2 separate regions of the Mus musculus genome follow, and region 2 is linked to region 1. Evidence: chromatin loops called from intact Hi-C (ENCODE). Cell type or tissue: heart. All regions are shown on one strand.

Region 1 (2,500 bases):
TGCGTGTTGAGCATCTCCCAAAGGCTCCCCGTGTTAAAGGCTTCACCACCAGAGTGGTGCTATTGATAGAAGCCAGAGCCTTTAGAAGGTGAGGCCTACTGGGAATTCCTGAGGTCGTTTGGGACTTGCTCTCAAAGGAGATTATAGAATCCTAGCTCCACCTCCACCCCCACCTCTCATGGGTACATGAATGCTCTCTCTCCCATCCATAAAGTGGACAACCCTGCTCTACTGTAACTCCCATGCATCCCCACCTCTCTCTCTCTCTCTCTCTCTCTCTCTCTCTCTCATCCATGTAGACTGTTCTTTACCATACACTCCTTTCACGATACATTGCTTCCTAAAGCAACAGGACAAACTAATTTTGGACTAAAACTTTCAAAACTGTGAGTCTGTCTTTTTTTTTAAATAACTTGCTTATCTCAAGTATTTTGTTATAGTCACAGAAAGCTCGCTCACACACCAGCTAACCTTGGAGTTAAGTTCATCAGCCTCAGTTTGTGGGTACCAGAAAAGCAATGCCATAGCAGCGTGCTTATTCGCCTTCTGTTCAAAGACTATCTGTGAACCTAGCATTGGTCAAGAAGTACAGGGGAACGCCAGGGCCAAGAAGTGGGAGTGGGTGGGTAGGGGAGCAGGGCGGGGGGAGGGTATAGGGAACTTTCGGGATAGCATTTGAAATGTATATAAAGAAAATATCTAATTAAAAAAAAAAAAGAACTATGCTGAGTACCCGTTGCCTAATGAAAAGTGAACTCCCCGGCTAACCTGTGGTTTAACTGCTTTCAGAACAATACCAAGTGACCCTCTTAGTCCAGCAGGCCACATATCAGTCTCACAATCTGAAGGGCAGTACCAAGCACTTGGGTCATGGTGTGTTTTGTTGCTCCCCCTGATTTCATCATGACCTAGGAAAGCACCTCTCTCGGAAAGTACTATTTTTCATAGAAGCGATATATATCACAACCCTGAAATCATATCATGAAAAAAACAAGTCAGTAAACCAAGCCAGTAAACTCTCTCTGAATTTTTCCCATCAGGTTTAACTTACTATATATTCATATTTACTGCCAGACAAGTGACGATACTAAAGGGGTAACAAACTATAGACAGCGGGTTTCATTTGAGGGAACTGAATCCATGTGTGTGTGTGTGTGTGTGTGTGTGTGTGTGTGTGTGTGTGTGTGTGTGTGTGAAAGAGAGAGAGAGAGAGAGAGAGAGAGAGAGAGAGAGAGAGAGAGAGAGACCCAATATAACTGGGCACCCCAGTTTGGGATCAGCTGCGGAAATGCCACTACATTCTTTACTGTGCAGATGGCCTCTGAGGGGCTGAGGTGGGAGGGGAAGGTCACACTTGTTAAAGGGTGACACCTACTGGTGGGATAGCACACTGCATCTCAATTCTACTAGACAGTGGAGTGCCCAGCAATCACAATGCCTAGGTAGAGCGGTTGGAGAGAGTTTTGTTCCCTAGCATCCTAACCCTCTTCTACCATGAGTGGCCCGCTCCCCAATAAGACATCCCAATTTCTAACACAGAAACAAAGGCTTCGAAGCTCTGCTTTCCCTAACAGTGGGCTCAGCCCACTGAAGAGGATCGCCAATGATTTTGAATCTCAAGAGGCTCCTCTAAGAAAGATTGGGAGCATAGAAACACCGGAGGCGGGAGCTATCGATGGTGTCCTGGCCATGCCGCAAATGTTCGGATCTGATTATTTCTACTGTCTGCTCCCCCTCTCACACACTTCCTGCTTCTGCTTCTGCACATATGCTGTAAATTCTGACTGCCCACGATCCTTCCAATAAAGCCACTTCTCCATTTAAGGTAACGGAGTCAATTTCTGCTGGTTAGAACTGGCAACTCTAGCTGGAACACTGTCAGACATTTGAGTAGCAGGCACTATGTCACAACAATACAGGTCTCAGTCGCTCCTCCCTCCCAAATACTTCCCTTGCCAAAAACAGACAGAAACGAGGCAAAAGAGACTAACCTGGTTGAGTCACACAACTAGCTTGGCAGAACCGTGGAACAAACCCAGCCAGTCTGGTGCTGTAATTGATTCTCTCAAACAATTCACAAAGCTTTTGGTTTTTTTTTTGTTTTTTAAAGCTAGGACTTGGAAAAGAGTGAGAGTCCTAAAGTCTGTGAGCACATGGCGGGCACCAGCAGAGAGAAGGCTTGCAGCTTCGTACAGAAGGTGACCCTGAACACAATTTCACCATGAGGCTAGAGAGACTCACGTGTCTTTCACTGGCAAGGGGACTCTTTCCAAATCCGAAACTGTGTTTTGTGTGTATGAATGTAGATCTGTCTTGTTAAGAAAGGCCATCGCCTATGGGAGGAAAAGCCTGGATCTACCCACTAGATGAAGCCATGCATGGATCAGATTAAACTCAAGTTCCAGATTTGAAGCTCCAGCAGGAAGTCCCTACAAAGATGCAGACCTACCAGAATATGGACTTGGTTTAGTTGCTTACTTATTCATTTAGCTATTTGGGT
Region 2 (2,500 bases), 360 kb before region 1:
ATAGGACCAGAAGCCAGGTGGTAGCTCACACCTACAATACAAGCTCTGGAGGCTGAGGCAGAAAGGCTGACATTGTGTTGTTCAAACCTCATGGAGATGCTTGTACGAAGTAAGATGAACACAGCTTTCTTAGGCAATGTTATCTCAGGGCATCACCGTTGTAGGTATGGCCTTAAAGTAGAATAAGATGGAGAAGAACAATTATTAGACATGGATTTATTGATTTAGTTAGTGATTTATTTAAAGCACTGTGTTACTGCCTGTCTGCCAAGCATGACTTCACTTGCTACCAGGAACAGAATGACCTGGAGAACCAGCTGAGACAATGGGCCGTTGCCCTTAACAACCTGCTGACTGCCATGGACGCTTCCGTAAAGTCTTGCTTGTTTGCCTGCCCCACCTTGTGGCTTTAGAGTATAAATTGAGAATCCAAACTAGACCCGGGATAAAAGCCTTTCAGGCAATATCCTAGTTTCGGTCCACAGGTGACATCTCCTCTGTTGCCTCTCACTGGTGTCAGAAGCATACTCCAGAGACTCCTGCCCCAGTCTGTCATTAACTAAAAAGCCACTGTGCAGCACCTGGGCATCACATACTTAACAATCACTTATTAAGCATTTTCCATAGATCTATTGAATAGTTACATTACTTGGCAATGTAAGCAGAAGAGTTCAGTATAGGGTGGGATAAAGAGACCACACATCATCTAGGAATTCAAGTAGTCTAGAAACAGAGAAATCTTTCTATAGCTATTAAAATGGAGAGTTTCTTTAAGAACTGCCCAGCAAAGGTGGACAACTTCAGAAATAAAACAAAGGCAGGGGACTTCATTGAAATTTGGGATAGGTTAAGAATAATGATCTCTGATAGAACATTTACAACTTTAAAGAATTAGTTGTGCAGTGGAAGTTGGCACCAGTCGACAGCTAAATAAGTCCCCACAATTCTTTCAGGAAGAAGCGTAGATGAGGCAACGTTCGATTGAGAGAGTTCAGTTAGATGTGACTGTTTATGGCATCAGAGTCACCTGCAGGATGTAAATGTGATGGTTTGCCACGGGAAAAGACGCGCAGAGTGGAAGACAACAGAGAAAGGCGTGGAGTGGGAATGCTACAAAGTAACCATCTCATCTACGCCTCCTCAGTCTCTGGATACTTTTGCTGATGTGCGGCACTTCCAGCAGAGGGCAGGCAGGGATAGGGAAAAAAACAGGAAAGCAACCGTCTTAATTGTTGACAGGCAGCCTCAGTCCTGCCCACAGTGGGAAAGGTGAAAATAACTGTGTGAGCTGAAATCATGTACAGTCATATGAAGGACAGCAGTGAGCTTTAAGTGTCCTGTGACCTTTAGCAATTTTTGCAACAACATTCAGACTCTTACCGTTGTAAATGCAAAAGAAAGAAGAGTGGAGCTAGACCTTGGTTCGTTATCGTTTACAACTTTAGAAACATGGACAAACGAAGTTTTCTTTGTAAATTAAATTATAAAAGCATACTTTGGACAGCACCTTGGGTCTTGTCCTTTATGCCTCACTTCTCTCTAAATTTGTGTCAGCACATAAAATTTATACTTAGCACTTCCTGTGTTGCAAAGTGTCTCCAAGACCTGCTTTAAGGTGTACCTCTTTGTCAGCATCCCTCCCTCTGGGATATCTTCATCACAGCCACTTTCCTGAATTAGACAAAGTGCTCCTGGCTGTGCTACCATGGCTTTCCACCCATGGTAGCAATGTCAGTGTAGCTGTGGTGGGTTCTTTTCTCTATCACTCTGCTGATGTCTGTTTAATTTCACTTCCAACATCATCTTTTGTTTCTTTGTTGGAATTTCCTCCTTGTTTAGGAAAACAGAGTCAAGGGATTTGTGTGGGATAAGCACATTCTTGCGTCATACCATGACCTAAGGCAGAATGGCAAGAGAGTATGAGAGGGAGGTAAAATTGTAAGTTGCGCCTTTGTAGGTCAGAAACTGTCCTCAAAACAAGTCAGCAGAGGTAGAAATAAAACTGGTGGTCTTTTAAAAAGTTAGTGTCAGGAGCCATCTAGGAAAGGCTAAAGGCATGCGGTGACTTTTTTGGAGCTTGCCCGTTTTGCTCAGCTGCAACAGATAAAGTGAATTGTAGAGCTTGCAGAGATTTCATCTCAGGATTGATTCTTGTTGCCGATATGCCTTTCCTGTCATTATTACATATGCTAATGATTTCTGGGCATTTGCCCACCCTATTGGGCAGGTTTTCTACAGATCAACGAAGATGTCATCTTTTGTAGTAATGCTATGCAGACAAATTGATACTTTCATAGTTCCTAACAATGATTCTATGGAATTCTTAAATTTATACAAGTAGTTTTGAGCTCTCAATAGTATAAAAGCTGAAATTAGGGCTCTGTAAACCTTCATATGTCACAGGCTAATTGCACTAGGAAAAGAAAGCAGGTTTGGAACAAATTTATAATCGGGGAAAACATTCCTTCTAGGCTTTCTGTGAAACCATTATCTGATAGCT

The links. A loop is a pair of places that touch in the nucleus more often than their neighbours do. Peaks named below come from ENCODE experiments on the same cell type or tissue, not always from the same donor. Only the 100,000 strongest peaks of a DNase experiment are listed, where the experiment ranks them.
Region 2: it touches region 1 in a loop (5-fold over the local background); 16 of 42 quality-filtered maps call a loop at or near these places.

The regions. Positions count from the first base shown.
Region 1 is chr2:71,597,894-71,600,393 of GRCm38, reverse strand. All of the region lies in intron 1 of Gm36857 (a long non-coding RNA gene), which reads right to left. Among named protein-coding and RNA genes, the nearest start is that of Gm36857, 7.8 kb to the right of the region's middle. In heart, a CTCF peak has its summit at 1,391 (motif pointing left); a DNase peak (open chromatin) is centred at 1,383; H3K27me3 peaks cover 609 bases.
Region 2 is chr2:71,954,520-71,957,019 of GRCm38, reverse strand. No RefSeq gene overlaps it. Among named protein-coding and RNA genes, the nearest start is that of Gm39845, 1.9 kb to the left of the region's middle. In heart, CTCF peaks have their summits at 410 and 1,175 (motif pointing right); no DNase peak of the experiment used is centred here.